Regions from separate parts of the Homo sapiens genome. Here region 1 is linked to region 2. Evidence: chromatin contacts called from ENCODE Hi-C or POLR2A ChIA-PET data. All regions are on one chromosome and are shown on one strand. Each heading gives the region's core, a stretch centred on a gene start or an enhancer-like site at or near the end of the contact. The rest is flanking DNA. Distances are from core to core; before and after follow the strand shown. Region 1 overlaps ARK2C (arkadia (RNF111) C-terminal like ring finger ubiquitin ligase 2C). Region 2 holds the start of ARK2C (arkadia (RNF111) C-terminal like ring finger ubiquitin ligase 2C).

What was found. Hi-C counts contacts between places; a loop is a spot of excess contacts on that map. ChIA-PET counts read pairs that join two places held with the same protein, here RNA polymerase II (POLR2A). Pooled maps may share reads with other maps.
Region 1: a loop to region 2 is called in a map of thyroid gland, with 1.9 times the contacts of the local background. The contact joins the enhancer-like site here to the promoter of ARK2C in region 2. A Hi-C loop is called at or near these places in 26 of 168 maps with a recorded cell type or tissue (Right ventricle myocardium inferior, Right ventricle myocardium superior, cardiac septum and 11 more) and 16 of 50 pooled maps. POLR2A ChIA-PET finds 5 or more read pairs at or near these places in 1 of 52 experiments (HEK293T).

What each region holds. Positions count from the first base shown.
Region 1 is chr18:46,418,025-46,424,791 of GRCh38, reverse strand. All of the region lies in intron 1 of ARK2C (arkadia (RNF111) C-terminal like ring finger ubiquitin ligase 2C), which reads right to left. Among named protein-coding and RNA genes, the nearest start is that of ARK2C, 87 kb to the right of the region's middle. RefSeq lists an enhancer at 1-26. Within about 2 kb of position 5,296, at least 10 of the 41 ENCODE cell types and tissues checked have a DNase peak (open chromatin) inside an H3K27ac peak, as active enhancers do; they include gastrocnemius medialis, heart right ventricle, prostate gland and 3 more, where a contact is called at or near this core.
Region 2 is chr18:46,332,047-46,339,036 of GRCh38, reverse strand. It overlaps ARK2C (arkadia (RNF111) C-terminal like ring finger ubiquitin ligase 2C), which reads right to left and starts at 5,019. Exons shown (of 8, transcript NM_152470.3): 1 at 4,702-5,019. The coding sequence starts at 4,762. RefSeq lists enhancers at 4,966-5,576, 5,577-6,188.

The sequences.
Region 1 (6,767 bases), core at 4,047-6,546, 85 kb before region 2:
ACTTCCCCTCACAGTCAGACCTGGACAGCCCCATGGACTTCTCCAGGCCCTAGTTTCCTGGACTTGTGACCTGCAGTGATGCTGCTGATCCCACACACCTGCTGAAATCTCTTTGCTGGCAGGGGCCTCAAATAGCTTCTGACCAGGCCTCTCATCTTATTCACGGGGAGGCTAAGTAGAAAGTAGAAAGCGCCAGGAAGATGTTTGTGTTCAGTGTTGTACCGCCGCCAGGGTCCTAGAGCTGGACAGAGCAGACCTGAGATGGGCACATCAGAGCTGTGATGTGACACCCAGCATTTGAAGTGGGCTGGAACCAGGGAGAAACAAGGACCAGCGCTGACCTTCGAAATCCCTCTTCCAAATAAATGGCTGCCACGTTAACTTTCCTAAAGCACAGTTCTAAGCATTCCATTCCCTGCCCAAATCCCCCTCCCAGCCTTGCTCTCTCTCACTGCTGTATCTGACCTTCCTCATCTCTCCCAGACCCCCAGGGGCCTTGCCTGCCTCTGGGCCCTCGACAGCCATTCTCTGCCCTCTGGCACTGCCACCCTGCTTTGCCAGACCATTGCATCCTGTCCAACCCTGACTACCCTGGGCAGATGTTAACTCCCTTGGGAGCCCTCCAAGACCTTCCCAGGTGGATGAAATTCTCCTCTCCATCTGATTTGTGGCATTTAGGCCATTATACTTGGCATTTTGTTTGTGTATGAATTTTATCTCCAATAAAGTTGCGAAGTGAGTGTTTTCGGAGGAGGTACCATGCAGTAAATGCCCTTTGTTCTTAGAAGGGAATATTCTTAGAGATATTCTGAGACAGGAGGATAATGAGATACTGGATAAAAGAGGAAAAGAAAGAGGGAAGGACATGGAGAGAGGACAGTGAAGAAGGAGGAACGAGGGAAAGGAGGAAGAAAGAGTTCTTTATTTTAGAACAGGTAAGGATGAAGTTATTAGCTAGTAAAGAAGCATAGTTCTTCATGGAATCCTCCAATATCCTAGCTAAATGAAGTGCAGAGATCACACAGCCTTCATTCTACAGATGAAGATCTGGAGGCCAGGAAATCTGGGGTGGCATGTCTGAGGGCTCTAGAGTAGTCATGGCCAAGTTGGGGCTGGCATCCAGGCCTCCTGAGTCCCAGTGCTGCAGTGTGATCCCCCTGCTCTGCCACATCAGTGTCACGGCCTTCCAGCACATGGGTCCTCATACAACCATACACGTCTCCACGTGGTATGCCCAGAGAGGAACCCACCTGCCTGGTGGCTTGCCGAATGGAAATAACATGCCATGGTCCTGGTGGTACCACCTCTTCTCCCCATCCCTCTCTCTCTCCTGAGTTCCCCTAGGAGTAAGCCTGTTCCTGCCTATGACAGTAACCAAGAAACAAAGCACTAGCTCCTGGCCTCCATGGGGAATAGGCTTGAATCTCTTCTTTGGGAGATGCTGAGGAATGGCTGAGGTGAGCACAACTGCTCAGGCACAGTGCAGTTTGCCTTGGCCAATAGCCCCAGGCCTCCTCCCTAGACTAAGGAAATGCCAAGGACAAGCCCTGCCTCTGTAGAGCAGGCCAAATGTTTCCAGGCCCTTGGGTGCTTCTGTAGCAAGACAAATCCCAGGGCCTTTGGACATCCCCCAAAGGAAAGGCTTTAGGGCTTGCATTTCACAGGGTTTAACTGATGGAAAGGTTGAAGGAAACTCCTGGGTACTGGAACTGATTTTGGGAAACTCATATTAAAATGGACATTGATAAACTGGACTCTGATGATGGACAGCAGGGTTGTGAAGGGACTTGAGTAATCTGACACTAGGAACAGTTGGAGAATCTGGGCATGAGCAGGGAAGAGGAAACTCTGGGTCAGGTAATAGCTGCAGTCAAAGGCTAAAGGTCTTTCCAGTAGGCGGATTTGAGTCAACATAAGGAAGACATTTCTCAGAATTTATTTTGTCTCCCAAAGTTCCTTATCACTGCAGATGTCCATGCAGAGGCCCACTAACTGCTCAGAAGAGGAGTGTGAACACCAGCAAAGGGCGGGGGTGTGACCTGGAGTACTTCCAGGGCCCTTTTTGGCCCACCAGGAGATGATGCAAATTCCCTGCAACATCTACCCTCCTTTTGGCCTGATCATAGTTAAAGTTGCCAAACTGGACAGTCACCATCTGTGAAGGCACAGAGAGCTGGACCTCGGTCGGGGGGAAGAAGCATGGCAGTAAGGAGAGAGCAAGTCTTGGGTCCTCAGGGAGCAAGCCGGTGGGGCTGCGCCCAGGTGGAGGGAGATGTAGTCCAGAGGAGGCCCATGTCCAAAGACAGACTTCACGTTCTACTCAACATGGCCCCCAGGGAGCCTCCTCTCCCCTCTGCATGGATACAGCTCAGAATCTTGTTTCCTGTATCTTCTGAGTCTCTCAATGGCCCACACTGACTTTTCTAGCCTGGGAGAAATTCGGATTTCATGCAACTAGGTAATGCACCCTTTGTGAGTCATTCAGAGGCAGGGTGCTTGGGAAAGTGATACAGGAAAAATGAGGGTGTGGGGAAATTGTGGGGAACCTTGAACGGCAGAACTGAGAGTCTGGGGTACACTACATAAGCTAACTACTTGACTACACACCAGATAAATCAGAGATGAAGAAAACGAAAGTGGGCCATCTGCCCAGAACCCAGCTTCAAAGGCCATTCTTTCCGGGTTCCTTATGTACTCCAGGTGTATCAGTTTAACCTCTTTTGCTCCAGTCTCATCAACCCCAAGAGGCCTATTGCTTGGCTTAGCCCCCAGGGCTGCCATGGGTCTGCTTTCCTCCCTCTCTATCTATTGGTTCCCAGTCCAATGGAGTATGCCAAGGGCCTAGAAAGAAAGTGATATGCCCAAAGGGATCCTTTACAGCCAAGAGCAGCTTTGTGATGCTTCCCCAGGGCCAGGCTTTGATCTCTAATGAAAAGCTCAGCTTCTTCCAAGGAACTGAATTCCTGCTCTCAAAACACTGATGGGAGGGGACTTTGCATCCTAAGGAACCCTACTTGCCCATGGGTATGAGACAATTAAGCAGCAAGCTTCCAACAAGCAGCAAAGGGCCAGTATTTAGCTCCAGTTGCCATCATGGACCAGGAGTAAGGGAAAGAAGCCTAGAAGATTTGGTTAGAGACAGGATACAATTACAGAAGAAAACCTCTGTGCATAATGGGACAATATTCTGGGCATGATCCATCCAAGAAGATACTTTCCCCATCTAAACCAACAAAGTGTATGGACACATTCCTGCCACAATCCTAACAAGGCATTTTGTGGAAGGCATATGTGGTCAGAAGACTGTACACTCCATGAAGGCAGAGCCTAGGTCTGTCTCATTCACCTTTACCCCTACTGCCTGGCACAGATCCTAATACACAGTAAGAACTCACTGAATGAATGAATGAATGAATGAATGAATGATCACGAACAGGTGAGCATGGAGGAAGCATCATCTTGCCAAAAACCTTGGTCATGTGCAAGCAGCTGCCTCTCAGCATTTTAAAACTGCATGGAATTTGATGGTGTCAGAGGGAGAAACAAAACTAAAGCAGATAAAGTGCAAGGTAGAAAGACTAGCTTTGAAGAATTACAGACAGAAAGACTGGGAATTCTTTGCAATGAGTATAGGGGCCCAGTTGCAGGTCCAGCATGAACTGAGGAGACCCAGGACGGAGGTGGTCAGTGTGCATCACAATCAACTAACAGAAGAAGAAGCAATTTCAGACCCAAAACAGAAGTCCTCATCCTGCCATTCCTGGCCAGGGAAGGAGGGGTCTGCACTGTGGATGGCATTGGGTGGCTTTTGCAAACCATGTAGAGTTCGTCTTAGGTCATGAGTTCAGATATTCTCCTACTATTATATTTTTAACAAAGACTCAAGTAAATTAAAAGCAGAAAAGCAAATCTCCAAACCCCAATAACTTTCTTTCTTTTTTTTTTTAAGATGGAGTCCTGCTCTTGTTGCCCAGGCTAGAGTACAATGATGCGATCTAGGCTCACTGCAACCTCCACCTCCTGGGTTCAAGCAATTCTCCTGCCTCAGCCTCCTGAGTAACTGGGATTACAGGCACACACCACCACACCTGGCTAATTTTTGTATTTTTAGTAGAGATGGGGTTTCACCATGTTGGCCAGGCTGGTCTCGAACTCCTGAACTCAGGTGATCCACCCTCCTCAGCCTCCCAAAGTGCTGAGATTACAGGCGTGAGCCACCGCATCTGGCCCAAACCCCAATAACTTTCAAGACATGCTAGGGTGGCTACCTGGACCACGTTAGCATTGTCTGGTGCCAAAAGGAGGGGACCCAGTTCAGAAAGCCACTTCGATGGGGCCCCTTCCTATTGAGGTGTGCAGAACACACAGTATGCTTACACAAGCCCGGCCCTGTGAATACGGTGGACAGGACAGAGAGTAGCTTTATTCCTCTGCCTCCCATTTCTCCTGGGAGAATTGTTTCGTCTGATGCCCCTTTCTCCTGTGCCCTCCTCTGTTCTGCCCCAAGCCTGGCTCCCGAAGCCATCCATTCTGATGTGTGATGATGGGGAAGAGTTTAGAAGAAGAGCTTGGACCATGGCTTTTCTCAGGAGTGGTTACGTTTTAAGGAGCTGGTGCTATGAAGTTCTAATGGTGGGATTTCAGACAGCAGCCGGTGAGTGGAGGCGCCATGGGAGTTGACCTCCACACGCCCCTGAAATCAGATCACATCAGTGAGTGGATATCTGCTTGCTTTCAGAGGGAGCCAGGGTCAGTAAAATTAGATTCCCAACCATCACTGCTCATGGGGCAGCCCTGTCTAGCACTCTGGGGTATTGGGGAGGGGAGGTGTGCATGAGAGAAAAAGAGACGGTGGACGTCAGTGGAAATACATGAGAAAGGAAGACAGGAAAGAAAGAAGGTTAGAGGAGAGCAGGGGAAGAGAGATAACAAAAGGATGCAAAGAGGAAGGGGGGAGGGAGGAGATGCCTGGGAAAGGCAGAGCTATAGGCTTCTTGGAGCTGCCAGATCCCATATGCCTAACAAGCAGCAGAGGCCTGTCCGTCTCCAGTTACCTCGAGGGGCTCCATCAGCCCCTTGGCTGCCCCTGCCTTGTGACTGCCCTGCCTCCCACCCCTGTTGGCCTTCCCCAGGTAGGCCTGGTCCAGCTGTGCGCTGCCCACTCCGCTCATTGCTTAATATCATGCAGTTATTTCAAGCCAGCAGCCCTTTGACCCGGTCACTCCAGCTAGACCCAAAAGGCCCCTCAGGCCGAGATTGTGCCTGCTCCCCTAGAGGAGAGTCCCGGCAGGCTCTCAGGGGAGTGACTTGGGTACCCACTTCCTGTCTCTGGACTTCAGCTTTCCAATCTGCAAAACAAGCATGTTGTGTCTTGCTTGCCCACCTAGCAGGGGGAATGCTATGAAGTTCCCCCACCTCCTCCCCCATTGAAAGTGTCTTACAAAGTATAGAGGCTTTTCACCCTCCCTGAGGTCTGGCCTAGGGCTGGCTACGGAGGATGGCTCAATGATTTCCTTGAACTGGACATATTCCCAAACTCTGAGAGCACCTGCACCTCCCAAGTCCCCCTCTTCCCATCAAGCTCCAGTGCCGTCTGTAGTAAAATACCAGGCAGGGGAGAGTAGCAAGGGCACCCAGCAACAGGCCACCCAAGGGCAGCCTGTCAACAGAAGCACCCTGGCTGACAGCCTACTTCTGGGGTGAACTCGGGGACATCAGAAAGACTCATGGTCCAGTAATAGCGTTCCCACTAGAGCCAAAAATTCTCCAGGAGGGAATCATTGCTTTGGATTAAGCATTGCTCTCTCTCTCACTTTTACTTTCAATGTGCAAATGCCCAAAAGAGGGCAACACATTAACTCGCTATTGTTTCCTAGTGTGGATGAACTTGCAAGATTTTCTGTCTGTCCAGAGAGAATGGAAAACCACGGAGGTGCTGAATGACTTGGCAAGACTGAGACAGAAAAACTAACTTTCTCCCCTTCACAGTCCTGCCCTCACAGCCCAGAGCATGGATATAGCCAGTTGATAGCTCTTTTCTGGGTCTGTAACTATCTTTCCACATAATTGTATTTGATTCAGAATTTGACTTATTCAATCATCAAATATTTATTGCATGCCTTCTACATGTGAGACATTGTTCTAGGTGCTAGGGAAGCAGCCGTGATGAAGCAGTTAAAAATCCTTGCCATTGTGGAACTGCAATCTAGTTCTGTCCTGTCCTGTATGGTTACCAAATGTGAAATATGGCTAGTTCAAATTCACATGTGCTGTCATATGTAAAACAGACACAAGACATCAGAGACTTAGTGCAAACAAAATAATGTAAAAAATTAGTAACTTTTAAAATTAATTAAATACTGATAATATTTTGGATGTAGTTAATTAAATAATGTATATTATTACAATTGATTTCCCATTTTCACCTTTTTTTTGGAGACAGTGTCTTGCCCTGTCACTCAGGCTGGAGTGCAATGGCATAATCATGGTTCACTGCAGCTTCTGTCTCCTGGGCTCAAGCGATCCTCCCATCTCAGCCTCCTAAGTAGCTGGGACTATGGGCATGTGCGACCACACAAAGCTAATTTTTTTATTTTTTATTTTTTGTAGAGATAGGGGTCTCACTATGTTGCCCAGGCTGGTCTCAACCTGCTGGCCTCAGGTGACCCTCCTGCCTTCAAGTGCTAAGATTATAGGCATAAGCAACCACACTTAGCCTGTTTTCACTTTTTTAATGTGGCTGCTAGAAAAAAATAAATTATATATGT
Region 2 (6,990 bases), core at 3,770-6,269:
CAGCTTTCCCATCCAGGCTGGGAAGAGCACGAGAACAAAGAGGGCCAGAGCAGAGAGGGCAGCCATGGGGGGAGAGGAGAGTTGCATGAAGCCACAAAGAAGGCAAGGAAGCGCTGTGGTCAGGCAGGGGTGCACCCGCCAGCGAGGAGCAGGGTGAGCCGGGGAGTCAGTCAGCCCAGGGGAGCAAGGACAAGGCACATCGGCCAAAAGAGGAGCAGCTCCAAAATGATGACCCTTTGAAAGAACCAGGAATTTCTTTAATCAACTCATTTCCTCAGTGTCTAAAATGCCTCATTTAGCAAGGCTTGTTCTGGGCTGAAATTGAATAGGTGTAATTGACAAATGGCTGAATTTGGGTTCCACTCTGGGAAAAAAAATACCTCTCCACTGGCTTCTCCAGTGTAATTATGGAAAAAAAAAAGATATTTTAAGGGTTCTTTTTTCAACTCAATTTGGGGTTAGGTCCTGACTTTACTCCTGATTTCCCCTTCCCCCTTCCCCACCTCAACACACACACTTAGACAATGGCTGAGATCTTAGCTGTCTTTCTCTTAAGAGAGGCCCTAGGGCCGTAGATGAAGCAGCTGTCAGGAAACTAGGCTATAATCAGCTTTAACTGGCTCACAGCCTGCAGAGGGCACAGACCCTCTTATTCCTACAGTAACAGGTCCGCTGCTGGCCCTGGATAGGGGTGGGAGTGGCCTGAGTCAGCTTCTGTTTCAAACATCTTCCTTATCCAGGATCTCAATGCAAAACTTATATTGCAAGTCCTAAAAATTTAAATATGCACATAGAAGAGGGTACTTTAAAATTCCAGATCATGGCTTCAGCTACATGTAACATGTCACCCCCAGCATGATTTATAAGGACAGTAAATCAATGAGACAGCAAACAGAAAAGTTAAAACACAACTCAAAATGGGTTTTTAGGCGAGTCTGAAATGCTACAAGATTGCTAGTTAAGAACAGTATCCCTTTTCTCAACCTAAGTGTTATATCCCCTTCTCTTCACCAGCATCATAAACCCAGTGCCCATGTATCTTGAAAACTAAGATGAAATGTGGAAGCTACTGAGTACACAGGCGGCCAAAGGTAGGGGTTCTCTCTAGGCAGGTGAACTGTTTCAGTGTAACAGGACAACTGGCCCCTCCTATCGCTCCAGACATCTATTGTGAAAAGATATGGACTAAATGAGATTAAAGTCACCATATCTGTACCACAAAAAAAAAAAAGTAAAGTAAAAAGAAAAGGCATTCACTCAAATCTTACAATGGGAGGTGGGAGTGGTGGGTGGGTGAGGGTGGGGATAGAAAAGCAAGGGGGGAAAATCTAAACAGCAGGATACGACAATAAATGGGAAAACAGCAAGAGAAAAAGCACACTAGGTTAATATAGGAAAACTAGTTCTTTATTGAGAGATTGTATATTAGTATTAGTGGATTCTGTGTGTAACAATGTCGTCATGCACACGATACAAAAAAAAAGGCTGGGCCCACCATGCTTCGGAAGGGCAACAGAACAAAAGCAGCGTACAATGAGCAGATGGCCCGGGCTACACGACCACAGTACGTTTCAGCAGGGTAACATCTCTAACCGAGCGCTGTACATTGTCAACTGGGGGATGTAAAAAAATACAGATCATGCTTTAGTTTTAGTACAAGAAAAGGTGAAAAAGATACACAACCAAAAGGATATTTGATACAGAAAAAATTACCCACAAAATAAGAACAGGAAGTAATTCAGCACAGCAGAACACGCTACCCCTGTTTAATGGAAAACCATTTTGCTGGGATTCTTTTTTCTTTTCTTTTCTTTTTTCTCTTTCTTTTCAGATTGCCAAATGGCAGTCTGGGGAGGCTATTTGGGACTTTATTTTGGAAGGGCCCTCAAAGTAGGGGCCTTATTCTTTTATTATTGCTGCTGTTTTGTTTCAGTTTTCAAGCAGGTCTGGCTGGCGAGCAGCAGAAGGGAGCCGGCTGTTAAAGGGGCAGCTCTGAGGGCCAGGGCGGATGTCCAAAGATGCTCTTGACATTGTACAATTAAACAATTAAGACGCTATGGCCATGGCTCCCACTTAAGCCAGGGACCTTGGTGCACCAAGTTTTCAGAGGCTATGGGATAGCAGCAACTGTCATTTCATCAAAGATTTTTTTAATACATATGTTTAACATTTTTTGCCTCCAACTAAGTGCAATCTTCAGTTATGCCTGGGTGCTGCCAAGAAGCTAACTGATAGTCACCCAGATAACTGAAAAATGAAGTGCTGCAGCCTCTAAGCCAAGGCAAAAGGAATCCACTTAACAGGGATTTACAGTGCAATGTACTCGGCTAAACAAGATGAAGATACAAAAATGGTTATTTCTCTACATCTATTCTGAAATGGCCTACATCCTACACTACTACAATGGAAACTAAAAAGAACAGATTTAAGCTGGCAAACTCTCTAATAGTTTTACAAGAAGATTGTGGTTTAGGACCTTGTTGAGTTAAGCATTAGTATCCTCTATCGGAAGGTCATGAACTCTTATCACATTCTGCGAAATTTTACCCACAGACCAACTCACCCCTCAGCCCTTGAATTTCCTGTGGGCATGTTTGCCGTGAAAGTAAACTTTAACTGATGGGCAGAATTTGTGTTGTTGGATTTTTTTTTGTTGGGGGGGGTGAGGGAGAAGGTAGTATTAAAAATAAAATTTAAAGGCAGCTGAGCAATTTGAATTTCAAAACATGGAATCAGCATCCTGCAATGGTATTTAGAGATTGGTGGTATTAATGAGGATGGTAATGATTTAATCAGGATAATTATACTTTCAGGCTCAACATCCTTCTTAATCATTTTTGAATTTCTGCCTAGTGTAATGTTCCACACCCGTTTTAAGAGGAAATGCCAAGTAATAAGAGATAATTGTGTATTGAGAGAGGGGGTGGCATTTCAAGGAGATCGCATCCAGCCCCCCTCTTTCTTCCTCACACACCCACTCCCCCTCACCCCCATGGCTAGGCTGGCCTGAGATAGGGGATACTGCCGCTTAAATAGCAATGCCTTCCTCAGATGGAGACAGGAAATGGTTAAGAGGGTGTCACAATACAGCTAAATGCGGAGGCAGAAGGGTCACAGCGCACACAGCAGCGAGTTGACCATTCACTGAGCTACACAATGAAGAAAAAAAAAGATTTGATAAATGCAGAATGTCATCATTCTATCATCACACAAAAAACTGCGGTTCAAACAGGCCTAAGGGGGCCAAGCTTGCCTTTTAGGTTCTGGGGAGAGGCGCGGGGCTGGGGACAGCTGGGCTGGATAAAATAGGGCTGGGCTTTCCTTTTCTTGCCCAATCGGGCCCCTGGGGCGCACTAAAGCGCTGGCCCTGCGACCCCACCCCCCACCCCGACTTGGTAGAGGAGCCCTGGTCGGCCAAGGGAAGACATCATTCTGTGTATGAGGGAGTGGGGAGAGGGGGAGGAGGGCCTGAGCCAGCAGGGATTTAAGCAGACGTGGAGTGGGAGAGGATAGAAGAAACATTTCCAAGACGAGAAATGTGAGTCCAGAGGCAGAATACAAAAAAGAAAAAAAATGAATCTAAATGCATCTCGGATTTGCTTGGGAGGTGGGAATTTTTTATTAAAAGAAAATGAAAGAAATGTGGAGTGGAGGTGGGGAGAAGAGGGGAAAATCAAGCTATTGTTGTAGCAGAATGTGAGGGAGAGGGGATGTGGGGAAAGGGGACCGTGCAAACACACCCCATTTATCACAGTTAAAAACAAAGCCCGCGCCGGCCCGCTGCTTTGTCAACCGCTGCCCGGGGCAAAGGCCTGGCGTGGGGGCAGCTTCCCACCTCATCCTCACACACAGCACAACACCCAAGGGCCGGACGCCCCGCTCCAGCCGGACCCAAGGAGGGCACAGCAGCGCAGGTCTGACTCTCCGAGGCGCGCGCGCACACTCGCACACATGCACACACACATACAGACACACACACACACACACACACGCGCCCAAGCATCTTGAACCCGTGTATGCAACTGTCATACAAAGACAGTTGCGGGGGGCGGGGTGAGCAGGGCAATAGCACAAGGGCGATGCACAAAAAGGGTTAAAGACGAAAAAAGGATGGGATGGAAAATCGTGCAAGTGCCCACGAGAGGGTGGGGGCTGGGGCATGGGATAGGGCAGAGACCCAGGTCCCAGCTAGCCAGCCATCGGTACTAATGAACAAAAAATGAATACAAAACACACATAACACAAAACACACATATACCTCAAAAAAAGCAAACCACAGAAAACCAAGCATGCTCTCGCGCGCGCGCTCTCTCTCTCTCTCACACACACACACACACACACACACACACACACACACACACACACGGTCATGTATCTTTCTCCTTTCGATCATACAGGGCTAGGTATTAGGGGAAGGGGCTGTGATTTGGGGGAACCACGTCCGCCGCAAAAAATAAAAAATGGGGCTGGGGAGGAAGGGACCCAAATTCGCCAAACCCTAACTTCACTACAAAAGCTCCCACGAGGGCGGCCGCCCCCACCCTCGGGGGTCCCCCTAAAATGGGGTGGGGGGAAGCCACCGCTCGCCCTGCGTCCTCGCGGGTGTGCCCTGAGCCCCCGGCCGCCCGCGGCGCCCGCCCCCGCCCCGGTGCCTGCGGCGATCCACGCTCCGAAGCAGACCCCGAAAGGAAAAAGCGATACCTCTGTTTCGCACAGAGCCAAACACTGGAAGCACGAGATAGCCGACGTGGACCAGGACCATCCTGGCTCCTCGCGCGGCGGCGGCGGCGGCGGCTGCGCGCGGGCCCTTTGTGGCGCGGCTCCGGGGCGCGGGCGCGGGCGGCGGCGGGGCTGCGGGAGCCGCCGGGGCGGGAGGCGGAGCGCGGGGCGCGGGCGGCGGTGGGGCGGCGGCTGGCGGGGAGACAGATGGCCCATGGAAAGGCTCCCTTCCCGGCCCCTCTCGACATTCAAAGGCGCTGGGGCCGCAGCTGCCGCCACACAAAGGCGCGCGCAGCCAATGGGAGCGGAGCGCAGCGCGGCGCGGCCTCGCCGGAACCGCGGGGGACAGCGGGGACCGCGGGCGCGCGGGTGGCGGAGGGAGGGAGGGGTGACGGCTGGAAGGGGGCCGGCGGCCAATCGCTGCGGCCCGCTGCGGGGCGCGAGGGAGGGGTCAGCCCCACGGGAAGCGTGGAGCCCAGCGCGGGTCCCTGGCCGCCCGCGGGCCGGAGAGGGCGCGCGTGAAGCGCCCCTGCACAGACATGGGCGGCGTGAACACGGAACGTGCACACATGGAGAGGGACGTGCACTCAGACATGTGGAGGTGCGTTCCTTAGTGCAGAGAGACGGGCACGAGCGCCCTTAGTGCACACGACCCTGAGGTCCCTGCACACCGCGCACGGGTCACTCGGGGACGTGCGCTCGGAGGCTGGCGCACGTGTAGAGCCTGACTGCGGGCACAAGGGAAGCTGGAATGCGAACAAGCAGCCGCAAACAGGACCCAGGCACTGTCACACAGACATGCACACACCAAACGCCTTGTTAACGCAGGACGCGTGCCAAGAACGCATTCTCAGAGACACACAGAGGGAACACACGATGCAGACACAGGTAAGACACGCACACTCCCCAGGCTCTCTGCCTGGCGCACCGCGTCGTTGCTCTTGGAGAGCACAAAGCTCACAATAATTATTTGCTGAATTGAAATTCACTCATTCACTGAGGTCTTTGCCAACAGTCTACACAGAGACACACTGCCCAGAAAACCCAGGGCCACTCATCTACCTTTTGCCCTGATCTGAGACAGGTACACCCAGCCATGTGCACAGACACGCCCACTTCCACAGCCAGCAGGCGGATATGTAACATCAGGCTCTGAGGCTCCTGCAAATTCACACGTGGAGGCGCAGCCACCGTGTCACATGTGCCCTGTGACAGTCCAGCTGGGGACAAGCAAGACCCAATCAAAGAGCCTTCACCGCAAGCTTTGTTGCCAGGAGGACGACTGAGGCGGTGTTCTTGCATGCTCAGCTGACCTTCTGTGAAAACTCCCAAGGCAACCCTACGCCTACAATCAGGCTCACAGTTCACACACTAAGGCCAGAGAATGCTTCAGGGGCCCACCCACGGGCAGAAAGACAGAGGACATTCCCTACATTGGGACTTGTCTTCAAAGCCCAGTGGTTTCTTTCTTTAATGAGTCTGATAAATAGGAGATGGTAAAAATCACAGTATGTGGAGCTGGAAAGAATCTAATCCAACCCCAACCTGCCCTCACCTTGGAAAAGGAGGGTCATTCATTTAATCCATGCTGTGTTGAGCAAGGGCATAGGGAGGTGATCCCGATCTGCCCAAGATCCCAATTCTTGGAGGCCAGAGAGGGCCTCAGAGATGCCAACGGGCAATCACCATAGAGCTTGTTCCATGCAGAAATGGGCAGCACGGGAAGCTGGGCAAACGGGGAGCCTTGGAGGGGCACCCAGCCCAGTGGGTGGCAAGGGGAGGAGTTGAGGCTGACTCCGGGAAAGTGACTTCTAAGGCTTTTGAGACTTGAAGAATAAAGAATGGGAGAAGTGAGGTAAGACAATGGACAAGACAGCAAAGGGAAAACCACAGCCTGGCTTTACCCAGACAGCTACCATATTCCCAGTGGCAAGGGCAGAACCCAGGGTTCACCATTCTCTCTCCCATAAGCCCGTGGATCTCTCAGGCCTGAGCTCTCTTTCCCACCCTAAACTCTGGCTGCCCCCAGAGAACTCAGGGATGAAGACGGCCAGAGGCAAGTCTCCCAATAGCAGTCCAAGTCTCACCCTAGGCAATTTTTTTCAACCCACTTCTACCACCAGCTCTTTCCTTTTTTCATTATCTGATAAATAAACACAATGCCACTACTAATTGAAATCTGAAAAAAATGAAAGGATTTTAACAAACACCTAACTACTAGAAGTTTTTCCTGTTCTATTTCAGGCTTGGACAGTATGCATATATATCAGA